Regions from separate parts of the Homo sapiens genome. Here region 1 is linked to region 2. A link is a loop called in an ENCODE intact Hi-C map of the cell type or tissue named here. Cell type or tissue: mammary epithelial cell. All regions are shown on one strand. Each heading gives the region's core, and the rest is flanking DNA. Links, peaks and the distances in the headings are about the cores only.

Region 1 (7,875 bases), core at 1,267-6,266, 82 kb after region 2:
ACAAAGGAAATTGTATACAAACACTGTACTTTAAAGTTGCTTCTCACAGGGGTATAAGTTAAGAATTATGAAATTGCTATACATGTATACTAGGGTTGAATGATGGATGGTGAGAGCCAGTGTTCTCACTGTTAGAAGAAGAAGTTACAGATAAGCAGAGACAAGGCTAGAAGGAGTCCATGTGGTGATAGATCAGAGTCAGAGACATCAATCTAAACTCACATTTAGCTTAACATAGATACAGATGGATAGATATAGAAATATATATATGTGTGTATGCATGATTATACATACATACCTATATTTCCTAGCTCTGTCTGCTGCAAAAACTAGAAACAGTTATACCTCAGTACCAATGAGCATACCCAGAGCCAAAATCTTGAACTCTACTGCCATTCTCCAAAAAAAAAAAAAAAAAAACCAGGACTCCTTGAAGAACACAATCTTGATTCTAGCGATGGTGTAATATTGTGACATAATAAGAAATATATATTTGGCCTTCATCCCAGGTTCCTAGCACAGAGCTCCTAAACCCTTAAAGTTTCCTAAGTGATGGGGTGAGAAGAGTGCCTTTTTAAATAATATTTGGTATTTGTTCCTGGTTCCTGACACAAGAGAGTCTAAAACGCTTGGAATTTCCTGAGTGACAGGAGTGAGAGGAGCATCATTTACTTTTCCTCAGAAGCCCCTTTTAACCATACTTGAGTTTATGCTGATGAGGTATCTCTTGGTGGGCCCATACATAGCTTCAGGATGGGAACTGGTTACCAGAAGATCAGCCAGTGATTAGATGGTTGAAATTTTCAGCCACACCCTCTGACCTCCAGGGCTGGAGATTGATTAATCACCAGTGACCAATGATGTAATAGATCATGCCTACAAAATAGAGACTGCAGAAAAAACCTGGGTTGAAAAAAAACAGTTTTTTCAACTGGGTTCAGAGAGCTCCTGGGCTGGTGAACACATCAAGGTGCAGCTTGGGGAGTGCATGGAAGCCTCGCACCCCCATCTTCATGCCTTGCCTTCTGCATCTATGCTGCTCTTCCTGAGTTGTAGCCTTTATAATAAACTGACAATAGTGAGTAAACTGTTTTCCCGGAGGTCTGTCCAGGGATAAGTTCCATTTGGTTATGGTACATAACCCTTTTTATATAGTTCTAGACTTGGCCAGTGCTTTTTCACCAGCCACAGCTACATCTCATAGACTCTTTCCCAAAGCAAATCTCCTGTGGTGGCACTAGATCATATCTCTGATCTTAAAAACTGCTAAGTGGCAAATAATAACCAAAAAGCTGAACACTATTCAGCTGGATTCCTCAGGAGGCCCTCAGAAGCTTAATGAGACAAGCCGTGAAGGTGGCTCAGAGGACAGAGTGGTGGGAACCCCCAATTTATAGCAGGTTAGTCAGAAGTACAGGAGGCCTGGACTTGCAATTGGTGTTTGAAGTGGAGGAAGCCTTGTGGACTGAGCCTTGAACTTCAGAATCTGACTCTAACTCCAAGTAGATAGTGTCAGAACCGAACTGAATTGTGGGGCACCTTTGCTAGTGTTAGAGAACTGGTTAGAGTAGGGAAGAAAAAAACACACAGTTGGTGTCAGAAATGTCATGGGAGTGAAAAACAGATCTTTGTAGATGGGGATGAAGAATACAAGATGAGCTTGAAGCATCTTGTGTCTGAAAGTAAGGAAGTGCTCAAAAACCAAAAGGGTGGGGGCATGCCAAAAGGAAACAGAGGTCAACCTAAAGTATCTCCCCATGGCCAAAGCAGAAACCATTTGAGCAACAAAACAGATAAAGCAATGTTATGTGTAAATAAATATAAAATAAATATTTATAACTGCATACTGATATAAGTACATAATTACATAAATAATAAATGGGAAGGCTAATCTTCCTCACAGAAGAATTCCAAATAATTTATGTAGATTCCTAGGAAATAGAATTTAATTCCCCCATCCCTTTGAGTATGGAGTGCACCTAATGACTCACTTCTAAAGAATGAGAGTATAGAAAGTGGGAGGAAAGTCATTTTACAGTGACAAAAACTAGAAAGGTCCACCTAGGCCAGGTGATAAAGATTAACATCCGTAGCAATGCCATGTTGATAGCATGTACCACTGAAATGATGTGAATGGAATACAACTATGTTAGCTTCACCTCTGTGGTCTTCCTCCCAAAACCCATGACCCCAGTCTAGCTATGAGAAAAACATCAGACAAACCCAATGGAGGGACATTCTACAAAACATCTGACCAGCACTCCTCAAAACTGTCAAGGTCATCAAAAACAAGGACAAGCTGGGAAACTGTCATAGCCTAAAGGAACCTAAGGAGACATGACAATTAAGCATAATGTGATATCCTGGATGGGATCCTGGAACAGGAAAGAACATTAGTGGGAAAACTGGTGAAATGTGAATAAAATGTGGAATTCAGGTAATAGAAATATTCCAACGCTGATTTCTTAGTTGTGACAAGTGGTAATGTCTGATGCTCACAGTAAGGGAAAACTGGGTGAGGGGTATATGGAAACTCCCTGTGCTATCTTTGCAACATTTTTGTAATTCTAAAATAAAAAGCTAATTAAAAAAGAAAAAGAAAAAAAATTGGTTTCCTTGACTAAGGCTTTGAGTTTCCCAGTCTACTCAAGCAGAAGTCTAGGAAACCTGAAATCATTCAAAAATAGAGAGAGACTCAACCAAGTCTTCCTGTGTCTGAGTATCACTGTCTGAGCAGTGGCCCTACCCACAGATGGCTAGAGTGAGCAAAACACAGTGGAGAAACACAGGGCCCTTTATGTGAGGGACACTGATTTGGCCCCTTCCTCCAAGGCAGTATGCTGAGAGTGGTCTAAAGAAATTACGTCATGGAAACGCACCACGCCATCAGACCCCTGACAGGCTAATATTTGGCTGTAGAGTGGCTGAGAACATGAGTTCAGGAATACAGCCATGTCATCTAATGGATTCCTTTGTATTGGATGTTTTCTTACCCTACTACATGCAGTCATATGCCCAGTGTATGCCGTCTTACCTTCCATGCAAACAATGCCCTGAGAATAATTGCTGGTCCCTGGTTTGAGCTAGGTGCCCCTTCTGTTCCCTAGACATATCTTAATTGCTGCATCCATCTTGTTGGTCACATGCCAGCTCCCTCAACCTGGCTGGGTTGCAGGCATGTGCCTTATTCATCTCCTTATTCATCTCTGTATCCACAGTGCCCAGGGCATAATAAACTCTCAATAAATGTTCAGTGGATGACTAAACGTAAGAACAAATGACTGAATGTTCCAAACCCACAAAGGCAATCAGGAAATGTGATTATCCAAAGTAGCTTACACAAACTGAATGCACAGCTCTGTAAAACGTCAGCTTCCTTCTTTTTCTCTTCCTCTCTTTGATCACCCTTTCCCAAATGTGGAAATCCCAAAAGGGAACAAAGCCAGTTCTGAGCAGGATTTCATTTTGCAACTGTAGTTAAAATGTACTCTGTCACTTGCCACCAGCATCACTGGGATTTATATGTTCTTAGTAAGGGCCACGCTGTTCTAGATGAAGCATAAAAAATCCTATAATGATTATGTCTGGGATCTTTGCATACGCTGAATCATCTCCAAAGCTTATTTCCTACATGATCATACCTGACCCTGAAACGGCCTTGTCATGTCTTCCAAGTGCAAATAGTTGTCAGAATTTACTGAGGAGGAAATTGAGGCTCAGAGATGGCTGTCTGATATGAGGCAGATACAAGGCTCAAATCTGAACTTTTGACTCCAAGTCAAAGGTTTCTTCTGTGGAATTTCACTGCTGGTCACTTAGATGAAGAGAGAAAGACCAGTACAGAGAAAGGAATTCGAGGGTACCGTGATGTGGTTGGAGCAGTAAGGGAAGGGCTTTGGACAACAGGGACTTGAACTGGATACGTGGGAAAGAGAGGTTGTCCAGGCAGAAGGAACAGCAGGGGCAAAGGGAGGAAGCAGGAGCTGGCAGGGCCTCTGAGAGCCACCCTAAGGGGGCCAGTGACTGGGACAGTGGGGTAACACAGGCAGACCTGGGAGTAGAGAAGCCCTTCTACCTGTGAATTTCAATGGATGAACACTCACACAAAGCTAAGCTGAACCCTGGTGCCAAAGTGCCCTTGACCCAAACATGGTATGAGCATCCTTTTGCCCTCCACCATATTGTAAGGGCACATTCCCTACGCTAGGATGGTTGTAAGGATTTACCATAACTAATTTTTTTTTCCTGGAGACAGGGTCTTGCTCTGTCACCCAGGCTGGAGTCCAGTGGCACAACCATGGCTCACTGTAGCCTTGACCTCCCAGACTCAAGCGCTCCTCCTGCCTCAGCCACCTACTAACTGGGACTACAGAAATGCACCATGATGACCAGCTAATTTTTTAAATTTTTAGCAGAGATGAGGTCTGACTATGTTGCCCAGGCTGGTCTCGAACTCCTGGGCTCCTGTGATCCTCTGCCTTGACCTCCCAAAATGCTACTACAACAATTAAGAAGAGCATCCTTACAATGGAAACAAAAGTAGCCATTAAAAAGGAGGTTGAAAGTGATAAGGAAAGAACAAATACTATACATCCTAATGTCTGAGGCATTTGACAATACAAATGATTCTCAAAATCAAAGAAAATTCTGCCACATGTGAGAAGTGCTATAACTTTGCAATGTACAGCAGTCAGCTAGATATGAGAAAGAGATGAGTAAAATGCAAAGATTTTGAGTATGCAACTTGAGGATCAGCATGAACTCTAAATACACATTAGACTATTGTTGGAAATAGACTAGGAGTTTACTTATTCAATCATTCCATAAATATTTGTTGAGCATCTACTATGTGCCAAGAACCATTCTAGATACTGAGCATAGAGCAGTGAACAAAATCAAGTCCCTGCCCCCATGTAGTTTTTATTTTATAAGGAGAAATGGATGACAAACAACATATTTATTAGGTGCTGATATGTGTCCTGAAGAAAAATCAATAAGGACAACTGAGTTAAAGAGTACTGGTGTGAGAAGGCCCAAGGAATATTGGTGCTTGTGTTCAGTGGTCAGGAAGACCTCTCAAATAAGGTGGCTTTGATCAGACACCTAACTTCTTTGAGATCCGGAAGTTTAAACATGATGAAAACGCCATCAATGAAACTTTTTGTAAGTTTTAATTTTTTTAATTTTAATTTTAATTTTTTATTCTTTTATTTTTTGAGACAGGATCTCACTCTGTCACCCAGGCTGGAGTGCAGTGACACGATATTGGCTCACTGCAACCTCCACCTCTCGATCTCAAGCAATTCTCCCACATCAGCTTCCCAAGTAGCTGGGACCACAGGTGCACACCACCATGCCCAGCTAATTTTTTTTTCTTTTTACTTTTTGTAGAGATGGGGTCTCTCTGTGTTGCTCAGGCTGGTCTCAAACTCCTGAGCTCAAGCAATCCTCCCGCCTCAGCCTCCCAAAGTGCTGGGATTACAGGCATGAGCCACTGCACCCTGTCAAGTTTTAAATTTTAACTATTTATTTAACTTTTATTTAGTTAGAGAGGCAGTGAACTTATGCTGCAAGACACAGCAAATCCAGTAGGTTCTAGAAGGTAGGTCCCAAAAATGTCATCACGCTCAAGAGACCTGCATGTCAGTCGCGTGCACACCAGAACTGCCAAAGCTTTCTCAGACAGTTGCAGGAATCCTCAAAGAGCAAGGTTACCTGCTTGCCTTGCTCCTGCCTCATTCGACTGCAAAAGGAATAGAAATGCATCTCTTTTGACAAACAATGTGTAATAAAATAGTCACCCCTAATAGGCAATGAGTGTGTCTAAGTTTAAAGCTTACAATTAACTCACATTTCTATTAGGTAGAAATGATCTGGGAGATACAAACTTGAACTCTTTTTGTTCCTTTGCCTTTAAAACCTACGTTGTTGGTGAGCAGGTAAGGCATGGGAACTCATTTTCCTCTCACATAGCCCTTCACAGGACAGACACAGAGGCATCTGCTTTGCTTTACAGAGAACGCTGGTAAATCTCTGAATGCTGGGATTTTCAGGATCTGCCAATGAGCAACATGTGCTCTCAGCTTAGCCCAGAAGGAAAATTCTTTCCAATTTGGAGAGTGTTTTTCACGCATCATGCTGGCATCAGCCTGCCAGTCACTCTCATAATTCAAATCCAGCAGAGCAAAGCAAGCAAAGCTCAGAGGAAACAAACCAGCCCAGCCACAGCCCTCATGGCCTGACTTACGTGCTCTATCCCCAGGGAAGGTGGGTTGGCCCCTAATGAATCTCCCACAAGCCAAACTAAGGACTCTGAGCTAGACTGTTCTGGGAGGGAAATGAGATCTTATCCTTTAATTACTTAATGTCCCTAAACACTCTAAAATCCATCCTCTGTGCTGTTTGGACCACAAGCTCTGGGGTCATTACCTGAATTTCTGACTCAGCTTCACCACTCACTGTGTGACTGTGGGCAAACTGCTCAGTTTCTCCACCTCATAGGAATGTTAGGATAAAATGAAATTAAACAAAATGAGAACCTACTATGTGCCTGGCACATAGCTCAAAATAATGTTAGCTAGTGGTATTATTTCTGCCCTTTGTCTCTTGCCTGGACTATTGCAGTGGTCTCCTAATGGTTTTCTACCTCCAGTCCCCCGCTAAAGCCATCCAAAAAATTGTTGCCAAAGTATTCTTGAAGCACATAAATCTGATTCTAAAACCCTGCAGTGATTCCTCACTGCCCTCAGAATATATCTAGATTCACCTGCAGGGCATATAAAACCCTGTCATCTGACACCTCTGTACACCTGCACTATGCTGTTTGTTCAGCCCAGAATGCCGGTTTCTCACCTTGACCACCTGCTAAGCTCCTGCTCATCCCTTAAGGTTTGCCGTGAGCATCATTTCCTCCAACGTCTCCCTGCCAATCATAGTCAAGCATCTTTTTCTTTGCTTCCTGTGGAACATTCAGTATTGACTTTACGATGGCACTTAGTACACTGTACTGTCATTGTTAGCCTGGATTTCTTCCTTTATAGAATGTTCAGTTTAGCCATAAGAGGCCAAAGGACAAGAGAGAATGACAACCCACAGTCAATGGGATGCCTTTACTCTGTTTTTCCATCACCTCAGCCAGCTAGCAATACACAGAATACATGCAAAGCCATGCCATCCTATGCTTGTGATGTTAAGGATGTCAGACTTTATTGTGAAGAGGCAATAGTTGTAAGTAGGGAAGTAAAGTGGTTGGTTTTGGAGAGACTGACAGATCTTACAGAAGCAGAACTGGCAAGGGTGATGGCTGACTGGAAAGCAAGATAAAGAAGGAGTTGGCTGGAGATGCTACTAATACAGGTAAGCCAGAAAGAGTAGAAGTCTAGGAGAAGGAAATAAATTCAGTTTTAAAACACACACACACACACACACACACACACACAAATTCTGGTGGCATTTACTAGAAATTTAGGTAACGTAAATGTTTAGCCTTACCCAAAGAAAACTAAATATTGTTTTATATTCATTCAATCACGCAATAAGTGTTTCTGAGTGCACATTACATACAGTACATGTCAAACAAATACATATCAAAGAGATTTACAATCTAATGACTAAATGCTATGAATAAGAAAAAATAGCAGGAGGGAATTAAGATTGACAGATGGTGATAATTTTATATATCAGAGAAGGCTTCTCTAAGGAAAATATTTGAATAGATACTCAAATGAATTGAGGTGTTGTGCAGACAGACATCTGAGGGAAGAGAGTTCTCAGCTGAGAGAAGACCAAATACAAAGGCCCTAAAAGAGCTCTGGTTCACATTTTCCTATTTTTGGCACGTCTAGTAGTTTTCATCTGGAAGCTAGATTGTTGAGT
Region 2 (7,875 bases), core at 1,232-6,231:
CATTTTCGATCTCGTCCTTGTGCATAAGGATGTGCCTAACTTTGGTTTCCAAATGTTTTCACATTACTGAAACTTTGGCACCCACCATCTTGTTCCCCAGATTTTTGCCCATTCCCCTTATTCAAAGATAAAACAACCAGAACAACTCAGTTGATAAGGTGATTAGCTTTTACTTCAATGATTTTGAATGCCTGCCCTGTACTGGATCCTCCATAGGATATTGTCAATGACAAAGTTCCGTGCAGGGAAGGGGGATTATTGAATATACGCCAAAACTTCTTATCTATCATCAGGGTGTTTTACTGCAGTTGCAGACATGACTAATGTACATCAAGCAATTAGAGGGCAATGCAGAGGGAAGAAAATGCAGTGTCCAAGTTCATGATAAAGACCCCAAGCTCCATGAGTGGTTAGGAAGGAAACAGATCAGTACAAGCCAGGGTCATGGGGGAAAGCTTCATGTATGAAGTGAGGAATTGGAGATAATTCTTAAAGGACAGGGGAAAAAATGGAGAAAGAAAAATAAAGACTACTTCAAAAGTTGTCACATATGCCCACGATCAGTCCCAGGTCTTCTCCAACTCTAATTTCTAGGACTGAACATTTGCAAATCATCTCTCTCCTTTCTTTCACCATTGCAAAAATCTTTCTAGAACTGGCAAGTCAGGAAAGATATTTTTCATTCAGTTTCAAAATTATTTCTAATGCTTTGGCATTACACTTCTCAAGTGACTCTAGGGATTACATTTCAACTCCCTTCTTACACAAATTAAGGAAAGTGATATTCAGAGAGATTATATGACATGTTCAAGATTACACAGCAAGTTGGGCAGAGCAAGCATTAGAAGTTAGGTCTCTGGATTTCTATTTCAGGTTCTTTCCATTCATGGTGGAATTCTGAGCACCTGGCTCTCCTGGTCCTTTAAATATCAGACATTTGCCCAAGTGTGAATATCCAAAACAACAGACTGTCCTCAGAAAGGCAGCCTATTCACCCTCCAGGAGGCTGAGAGAGGGGCATGATTACATCATCCACGATGGCTCCTTCCTGCTCCTGGGGAAATGGCACAACACAGAGTACACACACTGAACTCCACTTATGTCCCAGTCACAGCATCTTCACATACACCCAGGATGGATATCTTGTGGTCCACAAGCAATGTCAGCCACCTACGACAGCCCTACCTTTTTAGGAACTTGTCTGAGCCACCTACCACAACTACTAGCACTGATGGGATCACTGATAAAAACCAGTATTCTGATGGGATCACTGATAAAAGCCAACGTCCACTGCATACTCACCTGGATTTCCCTTCCAAGAGGTAGCAGTCTGTCTGACACAAACTCTGTCCCTTCGCATACCAGAAAGAAATGTTTGGGGACCTTGGCGTTCTAGGTATGACACCTTAGCATGCCAGCTGCTTCTAAGAACAAACGCACTATCATATGGGACCATGCATTTTGAAACCATCTCACTCAAATCTGATGCCAAACCAACTGTTTTCATCATGCCTATTTTCTTTTTCACCATAGCAATTTTTATATGTTTTATTGTACTTTCATCAAAGCACCATCTTCTGGTTGAAATGATCAACAGAGACCCCAACTTCTTCCAGCACCCCACTTTGTGAAAACAGCATTGTAGTACTTGAGTATTTATGATTCTTTGAGGTTTTGAATTAACCCAGATAACTTGTTTGGTCACTGACCACCAGTGATCCCTTTCAATATGCTTCTAGGAAGAGTGACAAAAGAGACTAAACATGCCTTTGGCAAAAATTAGGACTTTCTAGAAAGTTCTTATTACTGTGATCCTTGGCTTCCCTCAAAGTTGTTTTAATTCACTGGAGAAGGATCACCTTTACCAAGAAACAGATTGTGTGGTGAAAAGAAATATGGGCTGTGGAACCAAAGCAATGAGTTTGGTGCTACCACTTACTTATAAACTCCGGCAAGTATTTAACCTCAGAGCCTTGGTTCCTGGTTCATAAAATGAGAATAATAATATCTGCAAGCAGTAATGAATTGAAAAATCCCTCATAGAATTTTTGGGTCAGAATAAATGCCCATACACAGCTATAGTGACGTGGGCATTTTAGGAAGAAGAATTTCTGTGGGTGTTAATCTTATGGAAAGGCAATCCAGTATCACATTTAGCTTAAACGCTATATTCATTACACTCAGTGTACACACTTTCAACATTCTTATCCCCAGTAGCTGCTCACATTGACTGTTTCCTACTGAGCCCTCTCTGAGAATAGCAGAGCTCTATTTGTAGAGAAGGCTCCTGGCATTTTTGGTACCCTTTCAATCCCATAGCTATTCATCACAGTAAAGACACTACCACCAATGGTCAGCAGATGTGGGATTGAAAGCAATCAAGAGTTTCCTTTGGAAATAGCCCTGCAGACATTACATTTCCAGGTACAAAGCTTAAGGAAAAGTCTGCCTTGGCAGCTTGTCTGGCACAGGCTTCATCTTTGGTAAACAAAACATGACTATACCACCTTTGTTTTGTTAGAAAACTTGGAAGCTGTATTTCCAAGCCAACTGGATCTTTGGTCTTTCCTCAAAGACAAGGGGCCCTGGCTCTTAAAGACTTGCTGGTAGGCCCTGTGCTGTTCCTGAATTTTATCAACTAAACTCATCTTTAGGAAATGGAACATGGATGCAGAATGCAACTGGTTCTGCCTGTCAGAAAAGAAGCAAGCATTCAAATATCCAACAGAGGTTGCCAAAACATCTGAAAAGATGTTCTAATAACCACAAAGTTGAAAATAGCATGACATCTTCTGGAGTCAGGAGGTGACTTCAGAGGGAGATCCATGAAACAAATTAGATGGTTAAGATACTAGGCCCTGGAGGGGGCAGGGAGAAAGGGTTATTTTCTGCCCCAAATTAAAAATCAGGAACATAGAACACCGTGGCGCCATCTCACCTAGCTATGCTATAGGTTCTGGGATAAGATATTGCCCTCAGCAAGAATGACTTGGAGCTGGAATAAACTTTTTACCAGTGAAAGCGCTAATTCTAAGTAGACTCAAGGAAACCCTGAAAATAGCAGGCAAATCTCCTGTGACTTCCCCCTCTTTTAAACGTTGAAAAACATGACTTAGCATACTTATCTCCCATTATGATGTTTCATTCCAGAAATACAAACTAAGAAAACACTGTGTTTTAACCATAAGGAATTCTTGAAATTTCTCAAATCTTCATCCCAAGTGTTGTCATTTAAAAACAAACAAACAAACAGAATCCCCCAGAAGTTACTAGTAGTACCTGGTGGAAATTGTCAAACACCTGGTTGTGTATATGTCCCTTCACAGGCAAGGCTATTAATAGGTGGCTCAACAAATACATGGAGCTATGAATATCTCTTCCAGATTACACACCCATCCATACTAGGGCTCTTCAAGCAAAAAACAAAACACCTTCTCTTGGTCTAGATCAACTCACCCCCATTGTAAGTACCCAAGAAATACAACCTTCCCCACACAAAGTCAAAAAGAGGCCAAACCTGGGAGTCAATGAGGACCCTAAGTTCACTCACTTGTCTTCTGTGAAACTTTTCCCAGTAATAACATTCTTCCCTTGGGGTACATAGTTCCAGTATTCTTCCACAATCCCAATGTAGTACGTTCTGGTAACTGTGCCAACCAGCCCAGACAGACCCAGGAATGTGAGGAGAAAGATGCAGCCAGCTGGCTGCTTCCGAGGCATTTGTGGATGTAACTCAAGCAGGCAGGCAGCCTGCACAGGGGACAAATCTGTTGGTCCCTCCCCCTCACTCAGCTCCTCCTCCTCAGGTAGCTTGGGTTTGGGGAAGAGGCAAAGGCTGAGGCCTTGCGTAAGCAAAGCAAGCTCGATGGGGGCGTTGCTTTGACAACAAAACTTTTGCCAGCCATCCGAGAAATGTGTGACTGGCTCATTTATGTATTGCCCAAGCCAACAGGCCTGTTTCTATACGTTTCGGTACCATGCTCTGACATCAGTCATTTGTCAGCCAGGATGACAGTGTGACTACTTGAGCCGATGGCTTTCCCCCACCCCTTCTTCTTCTTTTCTTCTCCACACCTCTTACATTAAAATCTGAAAAGTGAGCTGGCCTGAGTGGAGCATCAGGAAACACTCCAGGCACTAAAGAAGGCCTCCTCTCTGTCGGGAGGGCAGAGGAAGTGACATAATCACCATCCAGCTTGTTTTATGAGGCTATGTGAAACCACAAACTAACATCATAAAGTTCATCACAACAACATAAAACCCCACTAATCCTCCACTGGCTCGTGTACCATCTCCCCCATATTCTCTCAAATCCTTCCAGCAAAAATGAGAAGGTTGACTGCTCAGTTCAGCCAAAATGTTCGCGGCCACCACCTCCACACAGGGAGCCGCCTTTCTTAGGATGAATGAAAATGATGATGGGGAAGTACCCTTCAGACACATGGAGACAAAATTCAGTAACAGGTCTTTGGGTGGAAAAGGCTGGGCCATTCTTCTGTGTCTTCTAATCTGTGTCCCAGAATCTCGGTATTGAAAGAGACCTTGATCAACCTTGGAAAAGAGTTACTCTTATCCCCATGCACAGTTACTCTTGAGGGAGCAGCCATGGAATGAAGGAAACAGCCTCCTGGCCTTTGAAGTTGGTCAGACCTGGGTTTGAATGTGAGTTCCCACCACTTTCCAATTTAGTGGCATGGAGGAATCACTTAACATCATTGAGCTGGAGACTATAGAAGAAGGATTGAGGGATTCTTAAGGAACTTTTTAAAAGATGATGTCTGCAAAGTGCTTACCCCAGCCCCTAGCATAGGGTAGGTACTAAGTAAGTGTTAAAGTCCTTCCTGCCCATTCATGCCCTCTAAGAGAGACTGTATCAACCTGTGTATCCACAGACTTGTGTTTCCCCGCAGTCTTCAACTTTCTTTCCACTATTCTTTGCCAAAGTCCTATCTGCCATGCCTTCCACCAGTCTCAAGTAAGAGAATTCTTTTTCTTTAAATGGTAGCTACCCTATAAATGTCCCATAGCACAGTTTGTATTAGCATTCATCTTAATTAATAAAAGGCCAGGCACGGTGGCTCAGGTCTGTAATCCCAGCAATTTGGGAGGCCAAGGCAGTCAGATCACCTGTGGTCACGAGTTTGAGACCAGCCTGGCCAACATGGTGAAACCCTGTCTGTACTAAAAATACAAAAATTAGCCGGGCGTAGTGGCAGGCGCCTGTAATCCCAGTTACTTGGGAGGCTTAGGCAGAAGAATCGCTTGAACCTGGGAGGTGGAGGTTGCAGTGAGCCAAGATTGTGCCACTGCACTCCAGCCTGGGCAACAAGAGCAAGATTCCTTCTCAAAATAAGTAAATAAATAAATAAATAAATAATAAAATACATACTGAGTATCCTGTTTCATAGCCAGGCTCTTTACAACTTTGATTTACTGATTTGTTTGTTGTATCAAGGACACTGGTAGAATAATTGCCACAGCACATTTCCATTTAGCTAAAATCTCCTCTTCAACATGAGTTTGGGAGCTTCGTATGAGTCTGGCACTTCAACGGACACTATAGAGGAGGACTTACGTGGTAGGCCTGAGGTTGGCCTCAGAAGAAGTAGGGAGTTCAAAGTATGGGGAATCTGGCCAGGCGCAGTGGCTAATGCCTATAATCTCAGCACTTTGGGAGGCCGAGGTGGGTGGATCACCTGAGGTCAGGAGTTCGAGACCAGCCTGCCGAATATGGTGAAACCCTGTCTCTACTAAAAATACAAAAATAACCCGGGCATGTTGGTGCATGCCTGTAGTCCCAGCTACTAGGGAGGCTGGGGCAGGAGAATCTCTTGAACCCTGGAGGCAAAGGTTGCAGTGAGCCAAGATCTCACAACTGCACTCTAGCCTGGATGATAGAGCGAGACTCTGTCTCACAAAAAAAAAAAAAAAAAAAAAAAAAAAAAAAAAAAAGGTTGTGGAATTTGGAAATGTCCCAAACCAAATATCTTGTTGCTTACATCCCAGAGAAGCTGGCTATTTTGGGCGTATCAAAGACGTTATTAGGACATATTCCCCCCTTTTTGGACAGGAGAAAAAAAAAGGTATAAGTGATACAGCTCAAAAAGACAAAAGAGTTAACTTTCTTACCCAAGATACTGAACGCATATAATTAAAACCCAGGAGAAGGCATTACCTAACTTCTGATTCAAAAACTAGATCTGCAGAATAGATCAGGTCAAGAAATCTGAGTCACTATAGCAGATGAAGTCAACGCATTTAATCTATTTGTAGCAGAGAACTTGCTTACAGAGGGCCAAAAGTGGGAAAGAATTTATTAAAAACAATGAAATAGGGTTCTGGAAAGCTCTCTTAAATTCTTCCTTATCCTAGGACAATAAAGGTGTTACTCAAAGAGCATTGGAATGCCATAGGAGCTAAAGAAAATAAACTGGTATGAGACAATGCAGTGTTCCTGTGACACTCATTTCAGAAAAGCGACAGTTCCACGCCCAATGTGTTTGACAGTGTCTAAATTTTATTAGGAAACCTGTGAATTATCATATCAACACTCATTTTTAAAAACCCACAGTTACATACAAGATATGTTTGACAATGTTTAAAATTTGATTAAGTAACCTGTGTAAGTAATAATGTTAGCAAATACTTCCAACTCCATTGAACACTAGTCAGACATTTTTTTAAAGTCAAGAAACCCATTTATCAAGCATTTATTATGTGAGATGGCCAGTTCTAAATATTCACTCCATTCCTCAAAACATTCACCAGGTTTCAGATAAGGTAAATTTGACATCATGCATCAATAGCAGAGAAAGATAATGCTGGGTTAAATCACATTTTATTGAAATTATGGTACAGGCACACCTTGAAGATATTGCAGGTGTGGTTCCAGACCACCATGATAAAGTGAATATCAAAATAAAGCGAATCACATGGATTTTTTGGTTTTCCAGTGCGTATAAAACTTATGCTTAGGCCATGTACAGTGGCTCACACCTGTAATCCCAGCACTTTGGGAGGCCAAGGTGAGAGGATCACTTGAGGCCAGAAGTTTGAGACCAGCCTGGGCAACATGGCAAAACTTGTCACCATAAAAAATACAAAAAAATTAGCCAAGCATGGTGGGGTGCACCTATAGTCCCCGCTACTCAGGAGGCTGAGGTGGGGGGATCATTTGAGCCCAAGAGGTCGAGGCTGTAGTATGTTAAGATCATGCCACTGCACTCCAGCCTCACTGACAGAAGGAGACCCTATCTAAAAAAAAAAAAAAGTTATGTTTACACAATATTACAGTCTATAAGTGTGTGTGCAATTGCATTATGTCTAAAAAATGTACACACCTTAATTTAAAAATACCTTATTGTTTAAAAATGCTAACAATCACCTGAGTCTTCAGTGAGTCAGTCTTTTTGCTGTGGAGGGTCTTGCCTCAATGTGGATGGCTGCTGACTAATCAGGATGGTGGTCACTGAAGGTTGAGGTGGCTGTGGCAACTTCTTAAAATAAGAACAATAGTTTGACACATCATTTGGTTTCCTTTCATGAAAGATTACTCTATAACCCATGATGCTGTTTAATAGTATTTTACCAATAAAAGAACTTCTTTCAAAATTGGAATAAATTTTCCCAACCCTGCTCCTGCTTTATCAACTAAGTTTATGTAATATGCTGAATCCTTTGTTGTCATTTCTACAATATTCACAGCATCTTCACCAGTAAATTCCATTTCAAGAAACCACTTGCTTTGTTCATCCATAAGAAGCAACACCTTATTCATGTAAATTTTATTATGAGATTGCAACAATTCAGTCACATCTTCAGGCTCCACTTCTAATTGTAGTTCACTTGCTGCTTCCACCACATCTGCAGTTACTT

The links. A loop is a pair of places that touch in the nucleus more often than their neighbours do. Peaks named below come from ENCODE experiments on the same cell type or tissue, not always from the same donor. Only the 100,000 strongest peaks of a DNase experiment are listed, where the experiment ranks them.
Region 1: it touches region 2 in a loop (7-fold over the local background); 4 of 110 quality-filtered maps call a loop at or near these places.

Annotation. Positions count from the first base shown.
Region 1 is chr11:93,934,999-93,942,873 of GRCh38, reverse strand. It overlaps the pseudogene LOC101060084. Among named protein-coding and RNA genes, the nearest start is that of HEPHL1, 82 kb to the left of the region's middle. In mammary epithelial cell, for the core only: no CTCF peak of the experiment used is centred there; a DNase peak (open chromatin) is centred at 3,303; H3K27ac peaks cover 3,084 bases.
Region 2 is chr11:94,017,214-94,025,088 of GRCh38, reverse strand. HEPHL1 (hephaestin like 1) reads right to left here and starts at 3,735. Exons shown (of 20, transcript NM_001098672.2): 1 at 3,551-3,735. The coding sequence starts at 3,720. In mammary epithelial cell, for the core only: no CTCF peak of the experiment used is centred there; DNase peaks (open chromatin) are centred at 3,988 and 6,158; H3K4me3 peaks cover 269 bases; H3K27ac peaks cover 4,184 bases.